3 separate regions of the Homo sapiens genome follow, and all the other regions are linked to region 3. A link is a contact called in ENCODE Hi-C or POLR2A ChIA-PET data. All regions are on one chromosome and are shown on one strand. Each heading gives the region's core, a stretch centred on a gene start or an enhancer-like site at or near the end of the contact. The rest is flanking DNA. Distances are from core to core; before and after follow the strand shown. Region 1 has its middle 73 kb from the start of FOXN3-AS1. Region 2 has its middle 13 kb from the start of FOXN3-AS2. Region 3 has its middle 140 kb from the start of FOXN3-AS2.

Region 1 (3,880 bases), core at 344-2,843, 230 kb before region 3:
ATGTTGGTCAGGCTGGGGGCTCCTCTTTTTCATTAAAGACCACCGAGCAGGCACCAGTGGCTGATGTTTAATTAATGTCTGGGCCAGGCATGGTGACTCATGCCTGTAATCCCAGCACTTTGGGAGGCCGAGGTGGGCACATCGCTTGAGCCCAGGAGTTCAAAACCAGCCTGGGCAACGGGGCAAAACCCCATCTCTACAAAAAATACAAAACAAAACAAAAAAATAGGTGTGGTGGTACACGCCTGTAGTCCCAGCCACCTAGGAGGCTGAAGAGGGAGGAGCATCTGAACTTAGAGGTCAAGGCCACAGTGAGCCATGATGGTGCCATTGCCCCATCTCAAAAAAAAAAAAAAAACTACATCCAGTTTACTTTTCTGTACTTTCGGCAGTGCATTTTCTAGAGGGAAGAACCGCAACTGCTTCAATGATTAATAGCAGAAGATTTGTCCAGGAGGAAGAACACACACACAAAATTTTAAAGTAGGTACAAGAATCTGGAAGTCACAGTCACCTCGGGCCATTCTGCAAAGGGGCAAAATGTTACCACGCCTCGACAGCCCCTGAGGACATCTCTGGTTTTAGCTTTAAAAAAACACTGTCACTCAAGTTGAGAGGGGTATGACTTAGTCACCAAAACAGTTAAATTAATACATCTCCAATTAGAGGAAAAAATGCTTCTCATGATCAAGTTGGTATGGCATTGCTTCTAGAAAATGGACATAAATAGAAGGTTTTATTTCCCGATGTTGGTAGGTGAACAAGGGGGTACTGAAAATGTTTTTCATGTCACACCAAGGCTAGGATTGAAATGAAGCCGGATTCAGAATTGGCAGTCTCTGCTTACCCATGCCAGCTTTGCCACTCAAATTTCTGAGTCATTATGGACAAGGCACTAAACCCCCTGAACCTCAGTTTTTCATCTATCAAGAAAAAGAGGCACTGACCTACCCCACCTTCTTGGAAATTTAAATAAGAAAATAGAAATGAAGTTGCTGTGAAAATTATAAAGTGCCATACTATATAGAGGTATAGAATTATCCTCCTCATCGAGGCGTTTGGCTACTAATTAACACTTGTTATCCTACTGGCCTTTGAAAATATAAAAGCAACATGTTTCTGATGCCCTTGAGATTCTCCTTTTAAATATTTGCAGATACAGCAGTTCTGAGGAACAAACTTGGCATCAACCAAACCATTCTCCCAAAAAGCATTTCAAGGTAAATCTTTTACTTGTAATTAAAAAATTTTTTTATATTCCTCTAACCACAATAGAGCATCTAGTTATGTTTTAGCAGCTCCTGGTGAGCACAACTCAGTCTTCAGCAACACCGACATATACGATGGCAATAATTTATCATCTCTGCAGTAGTTTAGTCCCAGATGGACCATTTACTAATTTATTTCCATATGTAACTGGCAGAGAGATTAATCAGGCTTCCAACTCCAAAACCTGAATTGCGCTTTATTCCCTTAACAGGCTAACTCTGGGCAGAAGAGGCACACATTTACACAGAAACCAAGAGTTCCTCTTAAAAAGCCTGTCAGCCTCAGATGCAAGCCTTACACACACGCGCGCGCATGCACACACATGCACGCACATCTTTCTTGAGACAGCTTGCTCCTATGTCAGCTTGGAGGGCTGGTTCTTTTCTCAGATCCTCATGGACTCCACACAGGAGCTGTGTCTGATACAACTGCAGGCAGGAGTAAAACGTAATGCCAAATGCAGTAAAGTTGCAGCCACATTCCCCTCCCTGTCTGCAAGGTCGGAGGCTCAGATTTCTGAAAACGAAGAGATCTTTTTTGCCACAGTGCTGCGCCCAGCTGGCCCAGTGATACGGTGCCCAGGCGCTGGGAGGCATGTGCTTTCTTTTTTCCACTCTTTTTAAGGGTCTGAACTTGCCTGAATTCAGCAGCTGCCGTGTCCTCAGCGACGGCTAATGAATTGTTAGCTTTGCTCCTGGTTCCCCTGAGCTCAACTCCCAGTCCACTTTTGTTTTTAATTCTATCCCAATGATATCAGCGTTTAGCAAAGAGTGGTGAACGGATTGTTGTTGGATGACGGTGTTTACATATAGAAAGCATGTCAGACATGGGCAGAAAGCACCAGCTGATCCCTGATGCCTTAAGTGGAACCCAAGGCCATGCCAAGAAGGCCTGGTAGACAGGAGCATGTGGAGGTATTGTCGGCTAAGCTAGGTCCACACACCTGGGGCGCTAACCAACTCTCTCGCTTTGAAGAAGTCACTTGGCAGTTCAGGTTTAAAATTCTCTCCTCTATAAAATGAATTTAGCTCCCTGAGGTTCCTTCTGGCTCTAAAATCTAGTGAGTCTATGAATATGAAAAAGATCAGCCATTCACCTGGTTTGTTCCATGAGTTTAGCCGATGACAAACAGCAGGAAGTTTGGAAGCATCTGAAAGTGGCTGAATGGGTCCAGATGCTTTTGGTGCTGTGACAGACACAGCCTTCGGAATCTCAGCAGCCAACAGATTCCTTTTGCTCAAAGAACAGAAGCATTTGACAACTGGTCCACAATGTATATCTTTACAAGGTTTTAAGAATTCAGTTAAATACAACAGTTCCATTACAGTATTATTCTAGGTATGGCGAATCCTACAAAAGTACATACGTCATGGCCCTTGTCTTTAATACATTTACATATTAGTTAAGGAGATACACTCCTAATCATTTTTGTTTTTTTTTGAGATAGCGTTTCACCCTTGTGGCCCAGGCTGGAGTGCAATGGCACGATCTCGGCTCACCACAGCCTCCGCCTCCCGGGTTCAAGCGATTCTCCTGCCTCAGCTGGGATTACAGGCATGCGCCACCACACCTGGCTAATTTTGTTTTTTGTTTTTTTTTTTTTAAGTAGAGACGGGGTTTTTCCACATTGGTCAGGCTGGTCTCGAACTCCCGACCTCAGGTGATCTTCCCGCCTCAGCCTCCCAAAGTGCTGGGATTACAGGCGTGAGCCACTGCTCCCGGCCACTGCTAACCTTAATACAATGCAATATGTGCTATGATCATTGACAAATAAATGGTTAAGTGAACGCGGAGGATGGAGAAATCATTTCAATGAAAGGGGGAGATCTGTAAGGTTTTACAGAGGAAGCAGAATTTAAGCTGGGCCTTGCAAAGCAAAGATGGGACTATAGGCATCTGGACAGAGGTAACGGTGAGAGCAAATGCCTATGTGCTTTCAAGTATGGTCAGGGCACAGAATTCAGGACCCATGGACAGGGGCACAGGATGCCCAAGGAAAAGAAAACACAGTGAGACGAGAAGCTGGAAAGAAACTCAAAGTGGAAAGCCCTGGATGCCAACCTTTCATCCTGTGGTCTCTGGGAATCTTCAGAAGTTCTGGGCAATGGAGACTCCAGATGAGCTCTGCCTCGGGAGGTTTATTCGGACCATTTTACCACCATTTATGACTGGGAATAAGATCCGTCTGTACCTTCATGCTTCTCTTAGTCATTCCACCTTGCCACTATTTGGGAATCCCTCAAATTTATTTTATTTTTTCTAAATCAATTTCCTGGCCCTTTGAATGGAAGCGATTGAGTTTCCTCTAAGTACTGCCAAGATTTCACATTCCAATGACGAGTTCAGCCTAGCGCTTTACATTTAGGTTCATGTGTTTTTCTATTCTTACAAAAGAGTTAAAATAGCATAGACGGGTGTTTTGTTTTGGTTTGTTTCTACACTGGAAAATATTTCTGTATGATGAAAAACATACACAAACGTCCTGACTGTTGGAAAGGCCTGCTCCAGCACTCCCCAAAAAACAAAAGTTGAACTAGTCATCCAAGTAGTTCACTGAAACTTTTTTGTTCTCCAGTGTCAGAGTCCCAGGTTATTGAGCCCAAGTTTTCCA
Region 2 (3,638 bases), core at 485-2,984, 130 kb before region 3:
TACTAAAATACAAAAATTAGCCAGGTGTGGTGGCATGTGCCTGTAATCCCAGCTTTCAGGAGGCTGAGGCAGGAAAACTGCTTGAACCTGGTAGGCAGAGGTTGCAGTGAGCTGAGACCACACCACTGCACTCCAGCCTGGGTGAAAGAGTAAGACTCTGTCTCAGAAAAAAAAAAAAAAAAAAAAAAGCCCAGGAATCATAATTTTGGGTAAATTAACAGATAGAGCAATGGGCATATGGGGGCTTTTTTGTTTTAGCATCTGATATAGTTTGGATCTGTGTCCCCTCTAAATCTCATGTCAAATTGTAATCCCCAGTGTTGGAGATGGAGCCTGGTGGGAGGTGACTGGATCATGGGGATGGATTTCTCATGAAAGGTTTAGCACCATCCTCTTGGTGCAATCTTCACAATAGTGACTTCTCGCAAGACCTGGTCATTTGTAAGTGTGTGGCACCTCCTCCCTCTCTCTCTTGCTCCTGCTCAGGCCATGTGACATGCCTGCTCCCCCTTTGCCTTCTGCCATGACTGTACATTTCCTGAAGCCTCCCCAGAAACCAAGCAGACGCCAGCATCATGCTTCCTGTACAGCCTACAGAACCGTGAGCCAATTAAACTTCTTTTCTTATAAATTACCCGGTCTCAGGTATTTATAGCAATGCAAGAATCACCTAATATAGGACAAAAAAAGCCCAGGAATCGTGACTTGGGTAAAGTAAAAATTCAGCAATGGGTGTTTGTCAGCTTTTCTGTTTCAGCATCCAGCAACTTAACAACCATCAACACCGCCCGATAGCACCAAGATAAAGGACAATTCAGGGAGTGCTCTAGGCTAACATCATGTTACGTAGAGAGCTCACTAATGGCCAGGTTAAATTCAGGAACAGGTCAGACAACCAGCAATCCTCCACAGATATCACCATGCCCAACCAAATACTGGAAAGGTGTTGGGTAGCAGTATATTTGTGGTTAAACTCCTGGTCAGTACCTGGATGGTAGCTCTCCTATATAGCTAGTTAAGTATGAAGATATGTGATTTAAGACATAGCAGGGGTAGGGCTGCTGTCTTCATGAAGAAGGATTTGGCAAAGATGGAAACCCAAGGCGTTAGATACCCAGGGGCAAAGCCAACGCTCCTCTGAAAAACAATGATTTTGGGACACTTTAATACCCAGACAACTGGGCCATCTAGTTCCCATGACTGAAATACTTCTAGCCTGGAATTTTGTGAAACCTAATCAAACACACATCTTTTAAAGGGTGTACAATGTCTAGCTTCTCACCATGCAACTTCTTAGTGTGCCCTCAAAGATTAACTAGTTGCAAAACATATGCCACAAATCTAGTGACTTGCTGTATGGTATTATTAACTATAAACCAAGTCAAGGTCGGGAAACATCTACCAAAAAAAAATTAAATATTTGAACTGCAGTCATTTTTTTTTCTGATAATAATTAACCAGCACAGCTGTTTACCATGTGCACTCCCAGATCATGAGACCAAAACACTCTTGCCCTTGTATGAGATGATGTGTTTTCCTAATATCTAGAAAAGACACACCCTTCTCTCCAGACCACTACCCAGACTTACAAAAGCATTTCAGATTTACCTACAGGTGTGAGTCACTTAAAAACACAATAAACTTGTCAGAACCTTTAATAACTTCCACAAAATCAAATCATTGATAAAAGTCAAATCAGTCTCATTTTGAAAAATCTCAAGATGGCAGAAGGCACCACCAGTTCCTTGAGCCTGGTCGTGGTAGTCCTCACAATTTGAGAATCCCACAGCCCATGCCAGGCCTCAGAAACATTTCCTATTCCCTGCTTCGACTGCATAAGGGGAAGAAGAAGAAAAAGCACACCCAGCCGAGGTCTATAGGCGAACAGTTGCGGCCGCACCATGCAGCATGAATCTGAAATGCTGTGAAGGCAGCCCAGGACTGGAAGTTGGATGCTTTCTACCCTGAAACCACCTAGCAACAGTCAAGATGCAGCTTCTTAAAATCAGCCATGAGAATGAATTGGGGGCGGGGGGGCGGGGGGTGCCTATTCCTAGTGATTTTTATTTTCCATAATAAGCAAATTCTGAGAAGGGCTGTGTGGTTGTATTCACATCACAAAGCTCCAAAGGCTATTTTAAGAGCACCCTGTTTCTGCTTAGGAGAGGAAGAGAAACTCAGCCCCTTCAGGCACCTCAGAGCTGTCCCAACTTCCCCTCCTGACTCCTCCTTTCTGAACAGTTTGGAAACAAGGCAGCTTGGCCAAAGAGGGCAGCAGTGCTTGGCACAGGGGAGGGACTGATGCCGGGCAGGCCCCAGGTTTCCTGGGCATCTAAGCAGCCGAAAGGAGAAGGAACCTACTAAGAGTTGGATATGGCACCAAGTCGATGTTACCATTTGAATCTACCCACCTGCCAATGACACACAATAGAGAACATTTTTTTTTTAAGCTCAAAAATGGAAAAAGGGCAGAGTATTTCAATGATTATGGAGATGGGCAAACCAATCAATGAATGATTCTTAAGCCTTCATGTTTGCCCTGTAAGCAAACTGAAGACGTGCAAGTCATCCTTTTGGCCCTGGGAGAGTTAACGTTAACCCACAGGGACAATGAGAAAGGGAGAGGAGACCCAGCAGATGAGAAAGATGGAGTAATTTCTGGAAGACTGAGGGTATATGGAAGAGTGACAGATGAACTCAGGCAGAAGGAGGAAAGCTGACACTCAAAAATTCCGGCAGAGGGGAGAACGGAGCAGAATCAAATGCATTCACCCCACTGAATCCTAAGAAGGCTCAGGAATCAGAGGCATCAGATACGGAGAAAGTGGGGATGACGTGTGGGAATTTAGTTAGACTAGTTGGGGCTCAGGAAACAATACAACAAAGTGGATGCTTCAGAAGTAGCCCCAGAAGCAAAGTCCCTCTCTGACTTTCTCCTGCTCTCCTGTCTCTCACCCCCTCATTTGCCCTCGAGGCAAGCCATAGAAACTAGAATTCCTCTTCCCCAAAGAAGGACATAGAAACCAGAACCCCTCTCCCCGAGAGTCAGCCGTAAAACCTAGAAATACATCTCTAACCTTCCCCTCCATCCCCACCTTTCTGTGCAAGAAATTCTCTGATTTACCTTGTCTGATAGTAGGTCATAAGACCCTCATTCCAGGGGAGGTCTACCCCCTACCTGGAGTGAAAGAATGCCACTCAGAGAGGCCAGGAAGAATCTGAACGGTCAGGCCTTGCTGGGGTCATTCTCTCCTTGTCCAATCACCGCTCTACACAACTATCCATTATGCATCAAACCTAAGCATAAAAATGGATAGCTTTCTCTGTATCTTTAGGTCTTCATTCCAAAGGCTCTTGTGTCACATAAGGCTATGATTAACTAAATTTGATATGGCTTACTCTTGTTAATCTGTCTTTTGGTATAGGAGTGTCGGCTGTGACCTTTACGACAGGCAGAAAAGGGATCGCCTTATTTCCAGCCTACAGAATCCACACTGAAAAGTTTGATCTTCATATTCTCAACCCTGGGAGCCACAGCTTGGAAGGGAGAAGAGATGAGACATCAGACTGAAAAGCAGAAGGCAAAAGCTAAACTTCGTGCACTGAATGGTAAGAGCCCGTGACCCTTGCCCACCTGG
Region 3 (3,798 bases), core at 153-2,652:
ATGTACCTGGGAAGTCTGGGGGTGACCACCTTCAGGCATAGCTGTATCAAGTGGCTCAAACAATGATAAGAGGGCTCTGTCTTTTGACTTTGATTGACTTCACTCTCAAGCAGAATCTCTCCAATCTCTCCAACACGGCTGCAAGGACCCCTGTCTGGCATCTTCAGCCTCCTGTGTTCTTTAGATCTCTGCATCCTAGGGCAAGGGAGAAGGACACTTCCCTCCACCCCTACCCCTACCCTTAGCTCTCAAGCAAACTCCCTATAATGATTTTGATTCACTTTGCTTGGGTTGCATTATATCGCAGCAATGGGGTGGGGTCACACTGTTGGCAGCCTTGCCAACATCACACAAAATGGGTGAAGTGGTCATTACCTTCAGATAGAAAAACAGGAGACAGGCGAGGCGCGGTGGCTCATGCTGTAATCCCAGCACTTTGGGAGGCCGAGGTGGGCGGATCATCTGAGGTCCAGAGTTCGAGACCAGCCTGACCAACGTGGAGAAACCCCGTCTCTACTAAAAATACAAAATTAGCCGGGCGTGGTGGCACATGCCTGTAATCCCAACTACTCCGGAGGCTGAGGCAGGAGAATGGCTTGAACCCGGGAGGCGGAGGTTGCTATGAGCCGAGATTGCGCCATTGCACTCCAGCCTGGGCGACAAAAGCAAAACTCCATCTCCAAAAAAAAAAAAAAAAGAAAAAGAAAAACAGGAGACCAGAGTAACATTTCACCTCGTCATGAACTTTCCCTGAGGGACTCTCATGACAGCAGAAAGAGGAAGCACGTGTCCTCTATCTAACAACCACAACCACCATAGTCTCATTCAGCAAGATTGACCCCCACCTTCCAGTTGGCCTGGGTTGAACAGGTGCCCAGCATTAGATCCAGAAGCCAGGAGAAAACAGCCAGATGCAACAGGCACACCCAGTCCCTGAAGCCCTCACTGGTCCCAACTACCCCAGGCCCTACCAGAAGTATCTGTGGAGAGGAGGGATGGAGGCGTTCAGCCCCCTTCTCCACTCCTAGACCCCCAGAGCAACTTCAGGGACTCATTTCAATAAGTATATTCCCAATTTATTTCTTTTTTTTCTCCCAGATCTAAATGATCATCATGATGGTGATGGAGGAAGCAGTGATAATGATGATGATGATGTCATAAAACTAAAATTATTGAGCACTAAGTACTGGTCAAGATGCTTTAGATACATCAGTTCATCGAATCCTCTCAACAACCTTGTTTTACAGGTGAGCGTTTGAGGATGGGTGATAAGGTCTCGCTGTGTCCATATCCAAATCTCATCTTGAATTGTAGCTCCCGTAATTCCCATTTGTGGTGGGAGGGACCTGGTGGGAGATAATTGAATCATGGGGGTGGTTTCCCCCAACTGTTCTCGTGGTAGTGAATAAGTCTCACGAGATCTGATGGTTTTATAAGGGGAAACCCCTTTTGCTTGGCTTTCATTCTCCTTCCTGCCGTGTTTGCTTCCCCTTCCTCCATGGTTGTGAGTTTCCTGAGGCCTCCCCAGCCACACTGAACTTGAGTCAATTAAGCCTCTTTCCTTTATAAATTACCCATTCTGGGGTAGTGTCTTTGCAGCAATGTGAGAACGGACTAATACAATGGGGAAATTAAGAAATGTACCCAAGGTCACATCTGGTAAAGGAAGAATGGGGCTTTGCACTCAAGCAGTTTCTTAACCAGTCGTGAAGATTCTTGTTAGTGGGGCACTTATGATGTGCCACATGCTTTACGTGAATTATCTCCTTTAACTTTCACAGTGGCCCAACAATACAGTGCCTATTATCATCCTTGCTTCATGAAGAAGAACACGAGGTTTAGGAGGGTTCACCCTCTCAGTCAAAGTCCCTGAAGTGCAGAACTTGGCCAACCCCACAGTGGACTGGCTTCTGCTAGGCAGTTGGGAGCCACTGCCATCTCCAAACAGCAGGAAGAGATGCTCAAAGCTGTGCTTTTGAAAAATCAATCTGGCAGTAGTGGAGAAGATACACTGTCTTTTCTCAGCTCAGCATACCAGTTGGAAGGCCTAACCACAGAGCCAGCAGGCGGCAGAGCTGGGGGTTAGATCCCACATCTACCTGATTCCAGCACCCTTGCTCGAATCCCCCAAACCTAGCTGCTTGAGGCCAGATGAAGGCTTCCGGCTTCACAAGTGCCCTTCCCTCACTGCGGGTGCATTGGCACCTCACTTCCTTGCCACACTTCCTCTTGTTTTGAACCACTATATTGGCTCATCTCAGCAGCAGACAGTTCCTCTGAATAGAGTATGCCCTGAAAAGTCAAAATCTACCACCAGCTGGAGCTGGTAAGGCTGCAGTACTTCCTGTTGAATCGGGTCTTGGGGCCAGAAACCACATTGTTATTTATACCCGAAGCTCTTTATTCACGGTGCTTTACAAAACAAAGAAGGGGCAGCCCCCTGTCTTATGGAGCCAGCAGACCCCAGAGATACAGAAGACAACAGACAATAATAAGCCCTCTCCCCTCTCCTTAAGCTGTAACTTCCATCCTGCCTGACCAGTCCCTGCCACTGCCCCTTTGTTTCTTCTATTACCTTCCTCTGAGCAGTCTTATTATGGAAATAGACTCCTAATTAACACATCAGGTTTCCGCTTTTCCAAAAAGTCTCTGAAATTGGCCCGTTTCATGATGTTGTTCACTCCAAACACCCCCTGCTATCTTTATTTTGTTCTGCTTTTCATCCTGGCTTATATCATTTATTTCTTTGTATTGAAAGCTTGTCAACTCATGGGACCTGGCATGTATTAATTAGGAGGATGGTCTGGAGCCCGACACAGCTTGATGGAAAGCCAGTCTGAGGGGGGAATTAGGCAGAGAATCAGAAAGAAGCTGAACCAAGCAGCAGAGGGGTAGATGGCTTAAGACCATGACCCAAATTTCAGACCCAGGGTGACCGACTGTCAGCCTTCTGGGCTGGGATTCTTCCCTTAAGCTAAGACAGTCTTCACTTTGTGCCATAAAAGTGCACGTCAGGTCTCACCTCTGTGCCGTTTGCTCAATGTGTACCCCCCTGCCGGGATGCCCTTCTTTCTCTTTTCTACCTACTAAGCTCTGCTGCTTTTCAAGGCCAAAATGAAGTCCCATCTCCCATAAAAAGCCTTCCGCGGCTCCTCCAGTCCTGAGCAACCTCCATTTTCATGACACTCTTGCAGGATTTGTAGCACATAATTTAGGCCTTGCTTATGTAGTCTTCTTAATGAGAACTGTCTTAGTCTCTCCAGCCACGTCAGAGAGAAACAGAGTTCAGGAAGACATAGGTTGAATAAGAAAGAAGCTTGTTTGCCCCTCTGGGGACAGCAGGAGGAGAGGGACAAGCTCAGCAGGCCCGTGCGATTGCACAGAAGCTGGCCTCCAGCGTTGCCCAGACAATCCCCAGCTGTTTTTTAAAAACATTACCAAGTACACAAATCTCTGCTGTTACCAGCTGGCTAGAGTTGCCCATGTGAGAAGCAGCTCAACTGGAAACCAGTGTCTGCAAGTTGAAGGGCGTGTCCTTGGATTTTGGACTCATATCTGAAACATTTATTCCTTGTTCTGCCCACAGGTCTTAATACGCATGGGGAACACTGTATTGAGGGGCTCTGTGCCCTCTCCTGAAAATCCTTTGTCCATTTCTGAGTGTCCTTCCCTTGGCTTCTCTCTTTTTTTTTTTTTTTTTTTTGAGACAGAGCCTTGCTCTGTTGCCCAGGCTAGAGTGCAGTGGTGCGATCTCGGCTCACTGTAACCTCCGCCTTTCAGGTTCAAGCAATTCTCCTG

What was found. Hi-C counts contacts between places; a loop is a spot of excess contacts on that map. ChIA-PET counts read pairs that join two places held with the same protein, here RNA polymerase II (POLR2A). Pooled maps may share reads with other maps.
Region 1: a loop to region 3 is called in a map with no recorded cell type, with 2.4 times the contacts of the local background. The contact joins two enhancer-like sites. A Hi-C loop is called at or near these places in 1 of 37 single-sample maps with no recorded cell type. POLR2A ChIA-PET finds 5 or more read pairs at or near these places in 2 of 52 experiments (B cell and activated B cell).
Region 2: a map of CD4-positive, alpha-beta T cell shows a loop between it and region 3 (2.3-fold over the local background). The contact joins two enhancer-like sites. A Hi-C loop is called at or near these places in 1 of 168 maps with a recorded cell type or tissue (CD4-positive, alpha-beta T cell) and 4 of 50 pooled maps. POLR2A ChIA-PET finds 5 or more read pairs at or near these places in 5 of 52 experiments (CD4-positive, alpha-beta T cell, CD8-positive, alpha-beta T cell, H1 and 2 more).

The regions. Positions count from the first base shown.
Region 1 is chr14:89,488,283-89,492,162 of GRCh38, forward strand. It overlaps a transcript of FOXN3 not described here. Among named protein-coding and RNA genes, the nearest start is that of FOXN3-AS1, 73 kb to the left of the region's middle. Within about 2 kb of position 1,594, at least 5 of the 41 ENCODE cell types and tissues checked have a DNase peak (open chromatin) inside an H3K27ac peak, as active enhancers do.
Region 2 is chr14:89,587,702-89,591,339 of GRCh38, forward strand. It overlaps a transcript of FOXN3 not described here. Among named protein-coding and RNA genes, the nearest start is that of FOXN3-AS2, 13 kb to the left of the region's middle. Within about 2 kb of position 1,735, at least 6 of the 41 ENCODE cell types and tissues checked have a DNase peak (open chromatin) inside an H3K27ac peak, as active enhancers do.
Region 3 is chr14:89,718,754-89,722,551 of GRCh38, forward strand. No RefSeq gene overlaps it. Among named protein-coding and RNA genes, the nearest start is that of FOXN3-AS2, 140 kb to the left of the region's middle. Within about 2 kb of position 1,403, at least 14 of the 41 ENCODE cell types and tissues checked have a DNase peak (open chromatin) inside an H3K27ac peak, as active enhancers do.